Linked DNA regions of Mus musculus: region 1 is linked to region 2. The links are chromatin loops, found by intact Hi-C in ENCODE. Cell type or tissue: gastrocnemius. All regions are shown on one strand. Each heading gives the region's core, and the rest is flanking DNA. Links, peaks and the distances in the headings are about the cores only.

Region 1 (9,941 bases), core at 1,335-9,334, 53 kb after region 2:
ACTGCTCTTCTGAAGGTCCGGAGTTCAAATCCCAGCAACCACATGGTGGCTCACAACCATCTGTAATGAGATCTGACTCCCTCTTCTGAGTGTCTGAAGACAGCTATAGTGTATTTACATATAATAAATAAATAAATAAATAAATAAATATTTAAAAAAAAAAAAAAAGAGGTCCGAAAGGTGGAGAATGATTGAAGAGGACCCTAGGTGTTGACCTCTGGCCTCCAAGTGCACATACACAGGCACACACCCTGTGCATGCACACGCACATATGCTCTATACTGAAGATTCCTGGGCTACCGGCAGTAGTAAGTATACTGCAGATTCCCAAACTGTGTGTGTCCCCTACTTTGTCCAAACCTTATTGTGGTGGAGCCCAGGACTCTGCTTTTAACAGGAGTCCCAGGAGCTCCCAATGTATCCGGAAAAAACTAGGACCTGTGCTGAAGGGTCATGATGGGGACATAGAGGAGAAGATTGCCAAAGGTTCTTTTTAGCAGAGGATCAAAGGCCACAGACTTGGAAAAGCCTATTAGATACAACCTGTTTCAACCTGTATGGCTTTTCTGGGACCACCACCTCCTGCAGGTACAGGTCTTTCCAGAAGGAGATCATTTAAAAGTGAGACCAGGCATGGTGGCACATGCCTATAGCCCCATATTCAGAAGATGGAAGCAGAAGGATTAGAAGTTCAAGGCCATCCTAAACCTATGCCTGGGCTACATAAGACCATCTCTCAAGTCCAGCAGTGGTGGCACACACTTTTTTTTTTTTAAGTTTTATTTATATGAGTACATTGTAGCTGTCTTCAGACACACCAGAAGAGGGCGTCAGATTCCATTACAGATGGTTGTGAGCCACCATGTGGTTGCTGGGAATTGAACTCAGGACCTCTGGAAGAGTAATCAGTGCTCTTAACCACTGAGCCATCTCTCCAGCCCCGTGGCACACACTTTTAATTCCAGCACTCAAGAGGCAGAGGCAGGCAGATCTCTGAGTTTGGGGCTAGCCTGGTCTACAGAGTGAGTTCCAGGACAGCCAAGGCTACACAGGAAAAAACCCTGTCTCAAAAAACCAAAACCAAACCCAAACCAAAAAACCTCTCTCGGACTAACACACAAAGGCATACACACACACAATGCAGAAGCTTGAAGTTTCTCTTAATGTCAGCCAGACCAAAAACCAGTCGAGATCCCAAGTTTCATAGCCATGTTCCTAGAAATGATAGTAGCAACATAGCCAAGAACAAGAACCCTCGGCTTCAAGGACAGACAGCTAGGTCACAAGGGAACATGCCCCAAAGACAGAGGTGCCCCTCTCCACTTCTAGAGCTTGCTTTTATAAATTTAGAATGAAGTCCAGGACTCTGTATCTTGGTACAATAACTTTAATTCACCCTAGATCTGGACTCTCAGATCTCAGTGTCTTCTAGAGAAAGCCCAGTTTTGACGTGGAGATTAAATTTAACACACATGAAAGGCACGTGCCACATGCCCATCACAAAGTAAGGTTCAGCAGGTATTCGAACTCACCTTGCTCTCATCCTGATTCTTCAAGTGCTTCCTTTAAAGCAAAGACTAATGCAACAATTTAGTAGTAGTAGTAGTTAGTAGTAGTAGTAGTAGTAGTAGTAGAAGAAGAAGAAAAGATGAAGAAGAAGAAGAAGAAGAAAAAGAAGAAGAAGAAGAAGAAGAAGAAGAAGAAGAAGAAGAAGAAGAAGAAGAAGAAGAAGAAGAAGAAGGAGGAGGAAAGCTTACAAGCAATGAATGTTCCCACTCTGCATTCTCTTGAATACTATTTTATAAATTGCATTTGCAAGGGTAATAGGCAAAATGGTGTCTATGAGAATGCTTTTGGGATCAGCATTGCCTGTAGAGTCATTAAGCAAGATGGCCAAGATATGAACCGGACTTTCTAGGGCTGGCGATGTAGCGCTGATGGTTGACTGTTTCCTTCGAGTTCACAAAGCCTGGGTCCCATCCCCAGCACCACATAAACCAGCTGTGATAACACATGTCTACAATCCTGCCACTCCAGAGGTCAGAAGCTCAAGGTCATACTTGGCTACATAGCGAGTCTGAGTGCAGCCTGGACTTCGTGAGGCTCTTTGTCTTGAAAAATATATAATGCTTTTTTTTTTTTGGTTTTCCGAGACAGAGTTTCTCTGTATAGCCCTGGCTGTCCTGGAACTCACTCTGTAGACCAGGCTGGCCTCAAACTCAGAAATCAGCCTGCCTCTGCCTCTCAAGTGCTGGGATGAAAGGCGTGTGCTACCCCTGCCCGGCTATATACTACTTTTGTTGTTATTTTGGTTTGGTTTTGGTTTTGGTTTTGGCTGTTCTGGAACTTGCTTTGTAGATCAGGCTGGCCTTGAGCTCATAAGAGATCCACTTGCCACTGCCTTCTGAGTGCTGAGATTAAAGGCCTGTGGCACCACTACCCTGCATAATACATTTAACAAATTCTTTAGAGTAGACTTCTAAGGCCTCACCGCATCCCACGGCAGCCCAGGCCAGGCCCCGTGCTGACTACCACACTCACTGTTCTTACTTCTGCCAGTATAGACATCCCTCATCCCTCTGCAGCCTGAGGGTAAGGACATGGGGTTCTTTGGGTCTCTTTGGCCTGGCAGGGTCCAGCAATTCTGGCCCCACAGTGACCTGAGGATGCCAGGTGACACTGACTTCCCTTGCCCCTCCCCTCCTCAGTCACCTGTGTAGTTGGCTCAGGAGAGGAAGCCTTACTGATGCACCCTGCTTCCGATGCCTCCACCCTAGGGCTTCTTTCGCCGCACAATCCAGAAGAATCTCCATCCCACCTATTCCTGCAAGTATGACAGCTGCTGTGTCATCGACAAGATCACCCGGAATCAGTGCCAGCTGTGCCGCTTCAAGAAGTGCATTGCTGTGGGCATGGCCATGGACTGTAAGAGGCACCCGTGGGGCAGTGGAGCTGGGCTGAGGGGTAGCGGCCGAGGGGTAGCCAGTCCAGGTTAGGCTTCATCCCAAATCCCATTTGGTACCCTCATACCACCAAAAGAAATAGAAGTCCTGTGTAGTCTTTTTTTTTTTTTTTTTTTTTAATTTATTTTATATATATAAGTGCTCTATCTGTATGTACACCTGTATACCAGAAGAGGGCATCAGATCCCATTACAGATGGTTGTGGGCCACCATGTGGTTGCTGGGAATTGAACTCAGAACCTCTGGAAGAGCAGATGGTGCTCTTAACTGCTAAGCCATCTCTCCAGCCCCTCCTGTGTAGTCTAGATGCTTCTTGCCGTTTGAAGACTTTAGAAAGGGAGTTGTTGAGTAAAAACTCCTGTGCGCTGAGCCTAGTAAGGTTCCTGCTTCCCAGGGAAGGCACATCCAAATGAGGAAGGGCTCTTTCCTCGACTGTAGGTTGGTTAGCAAGTCCCCCACAGCTCAAATCAGAACCTGTCTTTCCTTGGACCAACCTACTTGGAGTTGACTTGGTCCCAGTGATTAAACATGGTTTGTATTGTGCCACCCTATTGCTAAGTGATTTGGGAAGTCACTTGACATTTGTACTAGAGTGTGTAATTTCTGAGCTTGGGAGGGGGTTTGCCATGCAAAGTGGTTTTTTTTTTTTCCATAAACAGTGGTTCTAGATGATTCGAAGCGGGTGGCCAAACGCAAGCTGATTGAGCAGAACCGGGAGAGGAGGCGAAAGGAGGAGATGATTCGCTCACTGCAGCAGCGACCAGAGCCCACTCCTGAAGAGTGGGACCTGATACATGTTGCTACAGAGGCCCATCGCAGCACTAACGCCCAGGGCAGCCATTGGAAACAGAGGCGAAAATTCCTGGTAAGAAGGCATGCGCATTGAAAATTCCCTTGGAAACCTTGGTTTGGTTCAGCCCAAAGCTGGTACTCTGTCCCTGTTGGCAGTTTAGAGTTTGTACACTTGTACACATGCCTTTGCTTTCTAGGGCCTGCCTGTCCCATCTAATGGGGTGCTCCATGAGAACTGGGTCCAATCCTCTAGATTCCAGGGCGGGGCTAACCCACAGGGACTGAGGACATAGTCACATAACAGTATTATGGGACACCTGCAGGGTCCAGGTGTTGTATTCAACCCTCACAGAACCGACTGCCAAGTGGGTGATCAGTTTGGAAGGAGATGGGCCAACGGGGCCTGGTTCCCTAGTAGAGAATGCTAAGGGATGGAAAATGCACTAAGTTACCCAACACCAAGCAGATGTGTTTGCAAAGGACTCGTTGTGTGACTCTGGCCATACAACTGAGCTATGCTGAACCCAGAAGTGTTGGTGATTCTGTTTTCCATATAGATTTGCAGCAAGGATTAAAAGGAGCTATGTAGAGCCGGGCGTGGTGGTGCACACCTTTAATCCCAGCACTCGGGAGGCAGAGGCAGGCGATTTCTGAGTTTGAGGCCAGCCTGGTCTACAAAGTGAGCTCCAGGACAGCCAGGGCTATACAGAGAAACCCTGTCTCGAAAAAACAAACAAACAAAAAAAACCAAAAGGAGCTATGTAGAGCAGGCAACCAGCCTACAGCCTGGTATCATGCTTTCAGGCATGACGGCTGTGTTTTTATTGCAATTTATTAACTACTGTCCACACCATTATCAGCATTAGTAAGTCTGAAATGCTGGCTCTGGTCTATCCTCTTCCCCTAATGTTGAAGCCTTGAGGCAGAGGCAGAGCTGTCTAGCAGGCTCCGCTGGGACTTTCCCCCCCCCCAAGCTGCCTTGGAGCTCCCCCTGGTGGGTAGGGAGTCTCCGTGAGCGGGTGAAAGGGGTCTGCAGCCCCAGCTGACCCTCGTCTCTCTCCCTCTAGCCGGATGACATTGGCCAGTCACCTATTGTCTCCATGCCGGACGGAGACAAGGTAGACCTAGAGGCCTTCAGCGAGTTTACCAAGATCATCACCCCGGCCATCACGCGCGTGGTGGACTTTGCCAAAAAACTGCCCATGTTCTCCGAGGTGAGTGGCAGATGGAAGGAGAGACTTGTTAGAGAGAGTCTCGGGTCACTTCCCAGGTCACAGAGCCTCACTGGGTATTCTTCTCATGTTCTCTGGACATGGAGTGATTCTTATAGATCTATAGATATTCAGCACATGCGTGTATGCACACACACACACACACACACACACACACTCCTATTCTATCTGCAGGCAGCATGACTCATCTCTTCATTCTGCCTAGCACTAACTAGAAACAGGCTGCTGTACTAGCTGTGGGACCTTGGCCAAGTTACCTACGTGTTCTGTACTTCAGTTTCTGAAGGAGACTGGGAGAATGATGGGACCACACCCTTAGACATAGCTGTGAGGTTTAAGTGCAACAGTGCAGGAGGGGCGGGCTCAGCCCAGCACAGGGTGGGGGAGACTGTGGGGTGTGGAGAGGATGCACTGAAGTGCTCTGTGATCCTGCTGTTCCACAGCTGCCTTGCGAAGACCAGATCATCCTCCTGAAGGGCTGCTGCATGGAGATCATGTCCCTGCGGGCAGCTGTCCGCTACGACCCTGAGAGTGACACCCTGACCCTGAGTGGGGAGATGGCGGTTAAGCGGGAACAGCTCAAGAATGGTGGCTTGGGTGTGGTCTCTGACGCCATCTTTGAACTGGGCAAGTCACTCTCTGCCTTTAACCTGGATGACACGGAAGTGGCTCTGCTGCAGGCTGTGCTGCTAATGTCAACAGGTATCTTGCTGTGGCTGAGAGGTGCCACAAGTTCCCAGGGCTCTTGCTTGCCTCTCTCCTTAGTTTTGCATAGGTTCTGTCTCACCCCTTCCCTCCCAGGCTGACTCTCTATGACCCCTACAATCCCCTGCCCTGCTAGCCTATGCTCTATTCTATTTTCTTTGCCCTCCTGTTTGGTTCCAGGCTTACTTATTGCCTCTCACTACCAATCCTCTCTCTGCCCATTCGTTTTCTGTTTCCAGCCTCCCTCTCCTCTCTGCCGTCTTTCGATTTCACTATCTTCCTTATGGATTGCTTCATGGCCGCAGGTCCTCAGTGTCCCTCCCTGAGCCCCAGCCACCTCCTCCTGCTACTACCCTCGTCCCTCAGTGCTATTTTCTCCCCTTGATCCCTCCCAGTCTCTCTGCCTCAGTATCCCATCATGCTTTCTCCTGCGGCTTTCCTAGACCCTCTTGTCCTCGGGCCTCATGCCTCTCTTTGCTCCCTGCAGACCGCTCCGGCCTGCTGTGCGTGGACAAGATCGAGAAGAGTCAGGAGGCCTACCTGCTGGCGTTTGAGCACTACGTCAACCACCGCAAACACAACATTCCGCACTTCTGGCCCAAGCTGCTGATGAAGGTGACTGACCTCCGCATGATCGGGGCCTGCCACGCCAGCCGCTTCCTCCACATGAAAGTCGAGTGCCCCACCGAACTCTTCCCCCCACTCTTCCTGGAGGTCTTTGAGGATCAGGAAGTCTAAAGCCTCAGGCGGCCAGAGGGTGTGCGGAGCTGGTGGGGAGGAGCCTGGAGAGAAGGGACAGAGCTGGGGGCTGAGGGAGAACCCCCATCTCTTCTCTCCTTCCTCCCATCCTTGGATAGATGCAGCTCCCATACACCCCTGCACTGCCCAGCCCCCTCAGACCCTCCAGCCCTTGGACAGGGCCATAAATGAACTTGCTATGAAAGGCAGTATGGGAGGCTAGGACCCAAGTTCTAGAGTCTCTGGGACCCCAACCTCTAAAAAAAGTAGGGGAAGGGAAGTAGGAAGAATTGAGAGGGACATGCCATCTTGACTGTAGGGTCAGGAGGAATGAGGAGTAGGGGCAGGTGCCCTTACTCACCCCTATACACACAGAGAGCCCTGCCAAGTTCCTTGGCCTAGATTTCCCTTCAGGCCACAGGTCTCTACTTCCCCAAATACCTGGGTCCTGGGTGCAAAGGACAGCTTGGCTTGGCTTGGCTTGGCTTAGCTCCTCCCCTGGAGGCTAAAAAAAAATGGTAGTCATCCTAACTGCACTTTGGAAACCAAGCAAGGGGAGAATATAAATGAAGAAAAACTAGACAGAAAAAAAAAACAAAAAACAAAAACAAAAAGACAAAAAAAGAGAGCGTTAGAGAGAGAGAGCGAGAGAGCGAGAGATGATATTAAGTTATTAGCTGAGGCTGGCCCAAGGGGAAGGATTCCCCCCCCCTTAACCCTGCCCTTCCCACCCCCATGCACTTTGAGAGCTGCCCTTCCGACCCCCAGAGAGAAATGCCCCAGGCAGACCTACAGAGGTAGGGCTGCCGCCCAGAGCTGTGAGAGGATACAACAGGGTCCCGGCAACCCCCTTGCCTTGCCCCCCACCCTCGTGCCCCTTTGGCACCGCACCCCAGTACTTCTGCTCTCTGCCACTTGTGCCCGCTGAGTTCCATCTACCTCTCACGCTGGATGCCAGCTGGCCCCTCACCAGCCTGCCCTGTTGCCCACACAGCTCCCCTTTCAAGTGCCCAGCCCCAGGGGCCTCCTGTCCCCCCACCCCATACCTTGACACCCACACAGGAAAAACTGTGGCCCGGGCTCCTTCCCTCTTCATATCCTGCAGTATTAGCTACAATCCAGATGCTGCTGTTGGGGTGGGGTGGGGTGGACATGTGTGTCTCCCAGAACCTCCACCCCTGTGGGACTCTTGTTTCCTGTCTGTCTTCGGGGCTCCCTTTGCTCTCCTTCCTGACTCCCACTGATGCGCTAGCCAGACATAGGGCAGGTTGGCATGCAGTGGGGGGTGTTTCTATCAGTGGCACTTAGCTGGGGCCCAGGGGAGGAGACAGTTGGCTCTCCTCCCATTTTTTTTGAAGCTCTTTAGGCCAGCCACCCCTCTGCCCCTGGGAACCCCTCTCCCCTCTTCTTTTCTAATTCAGGGACTTTGGCTTGAGCCACCTCCCACCCTTTGGTGAGGAGTGCTCTGTTGGTCTGCACTTGGGTGAGCTGCCTCCTCCTCCTCCTCCTCCTCCTCCTCCTCCCTTTGGCTAACAGCCCACTCCTCTGCAGAGAGAGAGAGAAAGAGAGAGAGGGAGGGAGGAGGTGGCCCTCCCAGAGTGGAAGGGAAGGGAGGAGGAGGAGGAACAGAGCAGACCAGTGGCCCTGGGCTCAGGGCTGCATGTCGGCAGGGATGGATGGGTGGACATAGATGCCCCCCGGAAGCCATGGGGAATGGGGCAGGGGGCGGGGGAGGGGTGCCAGGGCTTCCTGCGCTTTGCACTATTGGGGCAAAAATGTCTTAAGCAGTGGGGAACCTGCCACCCCACTCTGACCCTCAGCCTGCCACAGCCCCTACACACACACACACACACACACACACACACACACACACACACACACACACACACACACACACACACACACACACACACACACGTGGAAGGCAATGCTTTGCTGTTCCCAGGCAGTGTCCTTTGCCACTGTTCAGGTGTTCCAACTGGGCAGAGGGCCTGGAGGAGCATCTCCTGTCACCTGTGCATGTGCCTGCCCCACTCCTTGGGGCCCCTGGGCCACCTGTGCTATCTTCATCTCTATCTTCTTTTCTCTCTCTCCCGGGGTACTGATTTCTGTATTCCTCCAGTCCCATGGATAATACTCTCATACTTCCCTCCCATACCTGGGGACTCAGTGGAGTTCCTGACCTGCCTGCTGTCTCCCTTCTTCCCCTGACTCCACTCCCCTCCATTCCCATTCTCAGCCATAGGCATGGCCTCTTATAGGCACTTGGGAATTCCCCCCTCCCCCCAATCATATGAGCTGTGAGCCCCTGCCCCTCAGCCCTTCCCCTCCCCCTCAGTGATGTGGAGTGTATGTGTGTGTTCCTTCGTGTGAGTGGATGAGTGAGTCTACGTTGTGGGAGGAGCCAGAGAGACTCAGGAGTGCCACGCACCTGCTCTAGAGAGGCAGCTGTCCCAGTCCCTGCCATGGAAGTGGGGGACAGGGCCCTCTCCTGGGGGCCATTGGTGCTAATGGGGGGATGGCCTTGGCATGGGTGCTTAGCATGCCTTCCCCCAATGTTGGCCCGGGGCACTAGGGCAGGCCGGGTGGGGCAGCAGGTGCAGTATTGATGGGAGGGGTGGGTTGCTGGGAGAAGGTTGGGGGGGCCAGGCCAGGACAAGGGGGTGCCAGAGCCATGACCACTACCCTGCCCTACCACTGCCTCTCCATCTCAGTATTCCCCCCCCCCCATCACTTATAACACACATACCTCATCCAGCCTCCTCCCTGCTCAGACTTGGGGAGGGTGGGGGAGGAGGAGCCCCTACCCCTTCCCCGGGCGGTGGGCTGGGAGAGAGCAGGGCGTGTGACATGGACACCGTCCGTCCATCCATAAGGGGGAAATTACTTCCTGCCCTAGGAACTCCTGGGTGGAGGAGGGGGACACTACCCAGAGGCGCTACTGAATGTATGAGAAGCTGGTGCTGAGGTGGGGGGAGGGGTTGTGGCTAGAAACAGGGAAGGAGATAGGTCCTTTCCCCAGAGATGGGTGGGACCGGCAGGGGTGACTTGAGGGGCTCCTCCTCCTGCCCCACAGTTGACAATCAGTATGTCTGTTATGTGCGAATTTTTCACCCCGTTGTGTTTTGGGTCAGGATTTTAAAGAAAGATATTTTTATGGTAATTGTTGCTCGTCTATTTTACTATATATTTATGTAATAAATATATGATGAAAATAACCCCCTTGGGCACCCCCCCTTAGACTTGCGTGCTGTTTCCCCATATTCTCCCATCTGCTGGCAGAGTACCCACCCCACAAGCTGACCAGATGGAGAGGTGTCTTCCCCCCCCCCCACACCCCCTTGGCAGTAGTCCCCCACCCCCACCCCAATTCCCCAAACGAGCACACATCACAGAAGCCAGCTCAGCTGTGAACTATTGGATTTGAGACAGGAACAGAACAAATCGAGGGGCCAGAGGAGGGTGGAGAGAGCAAGAGTGGTTTAAATAGGGGAGGATGGGAGCATGGCGG
Region 2 (9,941 bases), core at 1,245-9,244:
GTGAGGGGGCTCCTTCCAGCTCCGTCTGCAGGTAGGTGCAGCGGGAAGACTCACCCAGGACTCGGTTCAGAGGGTCCCTCATGTTGACTGTGTGGAGCTGGGAGGCTGAGAGGGAGCTGTTCATGGAGCGGTCAGCTGCAGAGAGGGAGGAAGGGAGGGTGCTGTGTCAGCTCTGACTCCAAGGGAGTCTTCCCTGTCCCTTCCACCAGGGAGTCTGCCACATGAGGGTAGGGGGGAGCCGGAATCTGGGGAGCCAGGTCTGCTGAGCACCATCAAAGACCAATCCTGGCACTCCTCAGGCTGCCCGGCCTGCTCAGAGCTCATCTTACACAGTCTGTTTGCTAAGGGCCTAGCTAAGGTCTCAGGTCATAGGTGGGCAACCTAATCTTTCCTTTACACAAGCGTGTGGCTCGAACCCTGGTCCCTACAAAGCTCCAGAGAAAGTTCTAGGGTTCAGGAGAAATCTGGAAACAAGAGAAATTGGATGCCACACAAGAGTTTTTGGCAGAAGGAAGTCTGACAGAGGATGACATGGGCTGCCCTCTGAGTAGGAAGGCGGGAAGGCAGCCCCAGGTTGCAGCCTGGTGGGGCCGGTATTCAGCCACAGGGCATGTCTCTCTGGGTTAGGAAGGAAGGGAGAGGGGGTGAGTCACTAGTACAAGCTGGGAACTCACTGGGTGCCTCGCCACCCTTCCAGTGGTGACAAGGGAGGAGCACCTGAGGGGTTTGGAGGGACCTTGGAGGACAGCTTCAGGTCCTGTCCCCACTAGCAAGCGACAGAGCCCCGACTAGGGACAGAGAGGTGCAGGCTCCTGCTCTGCTGACAGCCAGACGGCCATCAGCCAGAAACCAAGGCAGCTCGTCAGGGAGGGGTGAGTCCTAGGCAGGCCCGGGACACCCCCAGCACTCACTGGGACTTGACAGGATGTTGGCATCATCGTCACTGGAGCTCAGGAGTCGCATCAGCTTCGAGGGCTGCATGTCCTCCACGGGGAAGAGGCTGACATAGTCCTGGGAGACATGGGTCACTGTCACATGCCTGACGGCCTAGGTCTCCAGGAGCTGGAGAGGACTGGAGGGCAGATCTGACTGGAGAAGTGAGCTCTCTACAATCCTTGGCCAGCGCTACCAGTGGTGACCCCTCCCATACCCCAATCTCTGCCCGGTGAGCAGAAAAAGACCTCCCCCATCAAGGACACTCAGGGGCCCACTCAAGTCTCTCCTCTAGACCCTGACCAATCAGACAGGCCAAGCACAGCTGACCTTAGCCCCAACCTCTGCCTGGCAAGGCAACTCTACTTTAAGCCATCAGAAAATGCTTGCTGCGTGCACATATGACCAAGCCAGCAGCAGCCTACCTCAATGTCCTCTCTGTGTCTCTTCTTCTGGCGGGAGGACGCCTGTCCCTTGTGGGAAGAGTAAGAGCTCAGGGCACACCACACAGCCAGTCTAGCAAAAGGAGCCAGGAGGAAGGCATAGTTAAGCTGGGCCCAGAAGCTCCACGCTCATGGTGAAGAAGCCCCTTCAACCCCTCACTCCCACCCACAGCCCAGCTGCCTGGGTGGCACCAAGGCTGACGTGACTGAATCTGGATGCTAGATGCTTGGGGCACGAGGGGGGACCCCAGGAAGGCTCTGGAGAGAACCCTACTTGGCCAGCGCAGTGCCAGGAGGGTCCATAAGGCTGTGCCACTTGGAAGAGTCAGTAAGCAGCCCGGGCAGGATGTGACCCAGCAGGACCAGGGTCACTTGCTGCATGTCCAGACAGAAGATGGAGTAGAGAAGCTGGACCGCCCTTAACGTGTGCTCCTTGCGAGTCTCCTTCAGCAGCTCCTGAGAGGCAGGCAAGTGGCTACTGAGGGGCTGCTGGCTCAGACCCTAGCCACCCCTCCAGCCAAAGGTGCTTTTGGCCCCAACCCCCAAGGTGCTTCTCTGAGGTGAGGTCCTACCTCTGTCTCCTCAGGAGACCACCCAGTTTCTAGCAACCTCTCAGAGAAGCCTGGCCTATCCCAGCCAACCATGTCTACCACCCCATCCACATGGCTGTCCACATGCACCCAGCCCAAGTACCTTAATCAGGTTGTTGCAGAACCAGTAGACGCCGCCCATATGCAGCAGGGTGTCAAGGATGTGGATGGAGCGGCTGTCCACCCAGCCCTTCTCCAGTACCTTGGCAAAGATGTCTGTCAGGACCTCCTTGATGGGGCGCTTGGGAGGAAGCAGGTTCCAGTAGGGCATCGTGTCCACGCCTGTGGATGGAAACTTGATCTGCGTGGCTGTCTGCTGGAGCACGTCCGCACACATGTGTTCCAAGATTGAGTTCATAATCACCACCCTAGGGGAGCAGGGAGGGTACATGCAGGCATTACCCCTGGGATTGGGTTACGGAAACACGGCTGAGGAATGAGACCCACCGCACGCTGGGGGAGACACAACAATACAACCCACTACCGATGAAGAGCTTACTGGCCGGGCAAGATGCCTAGGAGAGGCACAGGCCAGAGATTTCTTCTCTTACAGGTTCCATCAATCTATTCAGACTCTATTCTGTTTCTCCCTCTCCTCCGCCAACTTTTCCCATCCCCCAGGCCCGAGCTCTGCCAAATCAGGGTCATAAGTAAAACACAATCACTTCCACTTAAGCTGAGTACTGGGGGGAGGAGGGTCTAACCCAGCCCTGGCCTCCGCCCAAAGTACACTGTAACTTCCAGGAGAGGCCTTTAGACCGCCCCGCAAGACACTTCCCGGCCCCGGGTAGCTGGGCAAAGTGTGTATAGCCTGGAACCCTCTTGGGAACATCTGGGGCTGTGACCACAGCTGGGGTCTAAGTACCGAGTGCTGGGATGTCAGGAGGGCAGGGAAGGCAGCCTTGACTTGCATAGCCCCTCCTCTACCTTCACAAGGGAGCTAGGATCCCCACTGTGGCCATGTGTGTGTGTGTGTGTGTGTGTATGCGCGTGCGCACGTATGCGCCTGATTTGGATGATGTCCCACAGGCAGGGGAGCCCAAATATGATCTTACAGAGCCTCCCCCAGCTTTGCTTCAGCTGTTTCCACATGTCCCCCAGAAAGCACCCTCCTCAGCTATCCTGTAAGCCAGCCTCCTCCCCACAGTCATGGCACCACTCTCCAAGTCCCCTTGAGGGTGGGTTGGGAGCCCCGAGGGGCATGGATATGCCATGTTACTCAGCCTTAAAAGGAAGGAAATCCGGTCACATGCCAGAGTATGAATGAATTTTGAGGAAATTATGCTGAGTAAAGTCCGTCAGTCATGAAAAAGCAGGTATTACGTAATTCTAGTTATACGAAGTATCTAGCGTGGCCGCTCAGAAGGACAGAGAGTCGCGTGGTAGCTGCCAGGAACTGAGAAGGGGAGGTGGACAGTTGCTTATTGGCTAAAAGCTTAGATACACAAGATGAAAAACGCCTGGAAGTCTGTTTCACAATTCCAACACGTTTCATATCCTGAACGATATACATAAACACGGTTGAAATGGTAAATTTCCTATTGTGTTTCTTGCCATATTTAAAAACCAACGGCCAAACAACTTATCAGTTGGGTGAATAAACAGACACCACCAAGCCCCGTGTAGCGGAAGTCCCTGAAGAGCCAGTACTTGAAATGGTCACCAGGACAGCTGGGGGTGGGGGAGGGAAGCCATAAAAACTGCAGATGCCTCAGAGTTCCTCGACAGTGACACAGTCACACAATCCCTTTGCTCTCTGGCCTCAGCTAGTTTTCTGGAACTTGCAGCCTTGGAGGACACAGGTCAAGCTGTCTGGGGTCTGTATTTCCCACGCATGGCAAGTACAGGGATTAAAACCCTCTCGATACAGAGACACACACCAAACATCTGCTGAGCCAGCTGAGTGAATGTGTGACTAAGAATGCGAGGGAGTGGTAGGGGAAGGCGAAGGAGGGAGCGAGAGTCCAACTACCCTGAATGTGCACTGCCTCAGCAGCTAAGCACGGTGGGCTGGTCGGAGCCTGGATGGAGGAGGAAGTGGTTGCTGAGCGGCTCCCTGGGAAGCGGAGGCCGAGAGCATGGGGTGGGATGTTTGTTCCTGGTGGTGCCGACTCCCGACCGCACACCTGCCGAGGCCGGGGCACTGACCTCTCATTGTAGAACTGCAGGGTGTTCTCGCTGTACAGTGGCCCTGCCAACTGGCGGATCATCTGCAGTGACTTCTCACGCTCATCCAGCCCCAGCATCCGGACGTGGGCCACGAGCCAAGCCACAGCACACACCGCCAGACTGCATACCTTTCCCTTGATATTATCGGTGATTTTCTGTGGGGAGGAGAAGGGAATGACTTGGGGACTCTCTTCCTCTCCCTGGCCATGACTCCCACGGCCTCTGGGGGCAGCTGGGGGTCACAGGTGCTATCCCAAGGTACATTTCACACCTTTGCAACATAAACTTGATTTTCTCAAAGACACCTGGACAGGATGAAGTGGCTAAGAGGAGGATACTATAGAAGACTAACACCAGAACATGATCTCCAGCTTGAGGATTTGTTTGTATGCAAAATAACAAGCTCTCAGTGACCAGCCCCGTGTCTCAGGCAGAGAGACTCAAGGAACGGTAGAGCTACCTGGATGGACTCAAATGCCAGAACCCCATTCTCCCAAGCGTTGAGGATTTCCAAAATGGCTGCTGAAATGCTGAGGCAGGCCTCGTGCCACTTCATCTGTCTACAGAGAAGATTAGGAGAACATCATGGCAAGGGAGCATGAGATGGGATTAGGGGGGAGGGCCTTGGAATGCCCCTCCCTACCACCCGAGGTCAGGACCTAAACCACTGACACTAGCTTCATCTCTGAAGAGTTGTTGAGCAGGGCCACCAAGGACTCGACTTTGGTGGAGTCAGGGCGGAAGCAGGGATGGTCAGGGTTCAAAATCTTGCCCTCCTCGGGCATGCAGGTCTGCATCCAAGTCTCAAAGAAGGGGACTTCTTCTCCTGAGCTCGACTCCGAGAGGATCACCTGGGTAAGACAGAGGGGCACCAGCTGAGAGAAGAGGGCGTGGCACCTGCCAGAGCTAGCCAGGGACTGGGCTCTATTGCCATTCCCTTTCCATAGTCAACTCTAAATCTGTCCAGGGGAATCAGACAGGGAGCGGTGCTGCCACCTAGTGGTCAGCATGAATTTGCCACGAGAGGACCTGTTGACATGGGAAGACAACAGAACAGGCTGGCTTGGGAGATCAGTCTGGGCAAGGGTGAGTAAGGGAGTTACTGGCGTTTCCTTCCTCTTTGCCCCACTCACTTGGGGCCTCTTCCTGTCACCAGCACTCATCACTTACCTCTGAGCCATAGGTCTGGGCCACATGGCATAGCATGAGGAAGGAAATGTCAAAGAGCAAGGCTCGGACCGAGGCTGTTTTCGCTGTGGGAAAGAGAAAGATGCCAAGCTCGGCCCGGGGCAGGAGCCCCAAGCCCTGTATAGATTGGGAGGTGCCAGGGACTGAAGGCCTCATGCACAGTAGCCAAGTGTGGAGGCTACACCCCAGCTCAGGATTTCCTGAAGGAAGGTCAGGGAGCAAGCGGTTCCTTCAAAGCTCTGAGGCTCAGAATCCTTTTCTTGGGTCTTATTAAGAACATCATCCCTTCCTTGGAATCCACAATTTCCAGAACCCAAACCAGTCAAAACTGGTCCAGCTGGGAGAAGGGCAGAGGGTGGTTTTGGCAGAGTCCCTTCCCAGGATTACCCTCATCCCCAGAATGAGCAGACGCAGCCCCTCCCTTCCTTCCCTCCTCAGGGCAGATAGGACCTGCAGATAGACACAGACTTACTGCTCTCTCCACTGCCGTGGGTCGTGAACTCATTCAGACTGTAGGAAGGACAGAGACAGGTAGCATCAACCAGAGCGAGGGCTGAGCAGTGTCACAGGAGAAGGGGGTAGGGCCTGGGAGGGGGCTACACATTCAGAGGGTGGGCCCTAGAACCTCAACTATAAGCTTAAATATAAAATGAGTATTATAATTACAGAAACAAATCACTAGTATTAAAAGGACATGGTGCCTCACACTCTACCCCAACACTGAAGAGGCTAACACACGGAGCATTAGAAGCCAGCTTGGACTACACAGTGAGACCCAAAGATTTGTAAGGAACCATGTTCTACACACAAAATTGCAGGTAGCCCCCCAAAAGTTACAGAATTTAAGAACCCATTATTAGCTGCGTGGTCATACACGCCTTTAGTCCCAAGACTCAGGAGGCAGAGTGAGGCAGATCTGTGCGTTTGATGCCAGCCTGGTCTACAAAGTAAATTCCAGGACAGTCAGGGTTGTTACACAGTGAAAAAACAAAAATAAAACAAAAAACGAAGACCATAAACTAGATAGAGCAGGCTACAAGAGCTCCCATGTCAAAAGTAAATAAATAACTGGGCCAAAGAACTTTTCCATGCCTATTATTCAATGCTTTATTTTTAAAAATTCATTTATCTTTTATTTTTATTTATTTTTTTTTAGATTTTATTTATTTATTTATTATATGTAAGTACACTGTAGCTGTCTTCAGATGCACCAGAAGAGGGCATCAGATCTCATTACGGGTGGTTGTGAGCCACCATGTGGTTGCTGGGATTTGAACTTCGGACCTTCGGAAGAGCAGTCGGGTGCTCTTACCCACTGAGCCATCTCACCAGCCCCCTATCTTTTATTTTTATGTGCATTAAGCATGTCTGTGTTAGCTATGCATCTCATGTGTGTACAAGATCCTGCAGAGGCCAGAAGAGGGCACTGGAGCCCCTGAGACTGGAGTTACAGACAAGTGTGAGCTGCCAAGTAGGCCCTTTGGAGAGCAGCAGGGCCCTCAAATGCTGAGCCATCTCTCCAGACCTCAGCCTCTCCCTGCCACAGGCCTCATTATCTTTGCAAGCGGCTTTATTCCATCTTCAGTGAGAGAGAGAAGACCTCTCAGTCGAGTGACACGTCTGTCACAGTTTCTAGTTAGGATGTTCTGCCCTGGTCTGTACACCTCAAAGGGAAACCCATATCCAGGCATCTCCACCCTCACACGACCTCCCATCGCACAGCAGGGCATAGCTCTACTCACTTGATGAATTTCCGGGCGAAGGATTTAAGCTTCCCAGTGGCGGCGGCAGCAGCCAGCAGCAAATCCAGGCTCTTCCCAGACAGCATATGTCCCAGGACCCCTAGCAGTCCCTCCGGGGACTTGGAGTGATCTGCATCCATTGTCTGGGGACAGGCGGGAGTCCAGTGAAGACACCCTCAGATACAGCCTAAACACATTTCTCTCTGCCTGTGTCCGCTGATTGGCACACTGCACCTTCAAACATAATCTGCCACTTCCTGCTCGAACAGGAAGATCACTGCCAAAATCTCTCCCTACTCTGTGAGCTTTGTGCTCAACTACACAGGTGTGGTGGGGTGGGATACGGTGGTGGGATACAGTGGTGGGGGACAGGATTTGGCTGGGAGCTTCCCTTCTATGCCTTCATGGGGTGGTGTCTGGAGAGGCCCCAGCCACATCACCTAGGGCACAGCGGGAGAGCAACCAATGTCAGCTTTCAGCAGTGGCTGCTTCCTTCACCTCCCCGGTTGTTCCACTCCCAAAGCAGCTCTCCCCAGAGAGCAGAGAGGTCTGTGGGCCCTGTTCATTTAGCTAGAGAAGCATGGGAGTTTACAGTGGCACGGGCAGGGTGCACACACACACCTTGAGAATGTTTGTGACCGTGGGCTCTGCCCGCAGGATCAGGCCAGGATTCGGCTGGATGTTAGCATTTTCTGATGATTTTAGCTGCGGGTCCCGATCTGCCGTGCTATGGTCATCACCCAGAGAAGAAAACAGAAACAAAGAGGATTTTTTTCCTTTTTGAAGGCAGGTCTCATACTGTGGCTCAGGCCGACCTTAAACTCAAGGTACTTCTCCTGTTTCAACCTCTCAAGGTTGGAATTACAGCTCAAAGCTACCTGGCTCATACTTGGCTAAGGAAAAAAAATCTTGATACAGTCTCTAATCCACCGTGTGTAGTAGCTTGCACCTTAATCTTAAACCACTCGAGTGGCAGAAGCAGGCAGACCTCTCTGCATTTGAGGCTAGCCAGCGTTTTTAAGGAAAAAAAAAAATTCTCTAATCCGACTCTAGAAACAAAGGTGGAGAGGAGACAGAAGCATATAGCCAACTGGGAGCTGGCAGTAGCTCAGCCGCAGCACTTGTCTCACGTCACAGCACACTGGGTTTAACCCTTAGCGTGGCACAAGAACAAAGACTCTTGAGAGTTAATGAAGTTTACGTTAGTTAACCTGTTCTCAGTATTACCATTGTTTCAATTTGTCAGTATCGTTGTACCCGTTTTGAAAGTTCAGTTAGGTCTAATGGAAGACTGAAGACTTTCTCTATGGCCTTTGCTCACAAAGGAGGGCAAGTCAAAGAGCAGCGCCGCGGAGGGTAAACTCCCGTCTGATGCAGTCCTGCTCCCTAGACCGACCCAGGAGGCATCAGCCACTGGCAACTCAGACTTCAAAGAGAAGGGAAAGATACCAGGAACCAGTCTGGCAAGAGGGAGGCGGCCCGAGGGGGCTCGCAACATACCGTTTGCCCACAAGGCTGGCAAAGTTGACCTCAGACAGAAGCCCCTGCTTGTTGCACTCCTGGAGGAGGAAGTTCGTGCAGTCGCAACTATGAAGGAAAAGCCAGAGGACTGAGGTGAGCTGGGGCACGCACGGGGTGCCTGTCCGGTCTCCTCCCTCCTTCAGGGTGAAGAAAACTCAAGCACCCAAAGGCAGAAAGAAGGGCTCTGGGTACTTGGCAGTTATGAGCCTCCTGCCTCCTACCTCTGCCAAGAGGGAGAGTCCAACAGAAAGACAGAGTTCCCTGCGGCTCATCTAACAGTGAGCGGGGAAGGACTCAGAACACTTTCCAGTAAAATGGGCTGAGCGGGGTGGGGTGGGGGGCTCGTACTTGCAGCGCTGGTCAGCTTTGTCCAACAAGGGGGTGAGCTTCAGCAGGAACTCAAAAGCACAGTTGACATCCTCCGTGAAATCCTAAAAAGGACCAGAAGCTGCCACCTGGGCCCCACAACCCGGAAGAGCAGCGTTACAAGGACACCTTGCTCAGTAAGAGAGAAAGCCCGCTGTGACCACCACCAGCCCCCAGTAAGGAGGCGTGGGATGTTGGAGGCATAGCACTCTCTATGTGGTTATTACACTAGCCAGATCATCACAGGCAATCGTTCTGCTGGGGAGGAGGGGAGCCAGCCTAAGCCACCATCTTTACTCTACTGCACGTGCAAGGACATACACCGGGGTTCACGGGTCCACACAGCTTCCTCTGGGCACAAGAACACACTACCACTCAGCTGCAGCCTAAAAGACCCACCCTTAGCACACGCCTTTAGTCCCGGCACTCGGGAGGCAGAGGCAGGCGGATTTCTGAGTTCGAGGCCAGCCTGGTCTACAGGGTGAGTTCCAGGATAGCCAGGGCTATACAGAGAAACCCTGTCTCAGAAAAACAAAAAGAAAAAGAGGGGAGAGAGAGAGAGAAAGAGAGAGAGAAAGAGAGAGAGAGAGAGAGAGAGAGACCCTCGCTCGCACTTGCTCATCCTCCCGTTTCCATGCCCTCACACCAGACTCTAACTCACCTTCTCTCCATGAAAGTACTTCTTCAACTTCACCAAGACCTGTGGAATCTAGACAGAGGGAGAAGAGAGGCACATCAATGGCCTTTTTCTCTTTCACTTATCCCAGAAGCCCGCGCATCCCCTGCTGTGGGCACTGAGGTGGGAGGGTTCTTGGGGCTCAGACAGTACTCTGAATAATTTGTAAGCCTACACACGGGTACCTGAGCACCCTATGTCTCTTGGCCTATAGGACACGGGCCCCCCACTTCTGCTGCCTCAACAAGGAAATCCTAACAGCAAATTGGAATCGAGGTCCAGAGGGAATCTGGGGCCACCGTCCCTGGCTCTC

Evidence for each region. Peaks named below come from ENCODE experiments on the same cell type or tissue, not always from the same donor. Only the 100,000 strongest peaks of a DNase experiment are listed, where the experiment ranks them.
Region 1: a loop joins it to region 2, with 1.9 times the contacts of the local background. A loop is called at or near these places in 15 of 42 quality-filtered maps.

What each region holds. Positions count from the first base shown.
Region 1 is chr11:98,758,099-98,768,039 of GRCm38, forward strand. It overlaps Thra (thyroid hormone receptor alpha), which reads left to right. Exons shown (of 10, transcript NM_001313983.1): 5 at 2,778-2,925; 6 at 3,623-3,828; 7 at 4,823-4,969; 8 at 5,431-5,689; 9 at 6,180-6,307. It overlaps Nr1d1 (nuclear receptor subfamily 1, group D, member 1), which reads right to left. Exons shown (of 8, transcript NM_145434.4): 8 at 9,834-9,941. Among named protein-coding and RNA genes, the nearest start is that of Nr1d1, 12 kb to the right of the region's middle. In gastrocnemius, for the core only: a CTCF peak has its summit at 4,759 (motif pointing left); DNase peaks (open chromatin) are centred at 4,771, 7,383, 7,766, 7,979 and 2 more places; H3K4me3 peaks cover 777 bases; H3K27ac peaks cover 5,206 bases.
Region 2 is chr11:98,705,468-98,715,408 of GRCm38, forward strand. It overlaps Med24 (mediator complex subunit 24), which reads right to left. Exons shown (of 26, transcript NM_011869.3): 10 at 9,614-9,661; 11 at 8,935-9,017; 12 at 8,566-8,652; 13 at 7,687-7,792; 14 at 7,066-7,208; 15 at 5,796-5,833; 16 at 5,306-5,388; 17 at 4,808-4,986; 18 at 4,596-4,695; 19 at 4,115-4,290; 20 at 2,070-2,334; 21 at 1,651-1,832; 22 at 1,359-1,449; 23 at 912-1,011; 1 more. It overlaps LOC115487912 (a small nucleolar RNA gene), which reads right to left and starts at 5,622; the gene lies at 5,519-5,622. In gastrocnemius, for the core only: CTCF peaks have their summits at 5,139 (motif pointing left) and 6,727 (motif pointing right); DNase peaks (open chromatin) are centred at 2,673, 4,175, 5,120, 5,394 and 1 more place; H3K4me3 peaks cover 2,251 bases; H3K27ac peaks cover 4,165 bases.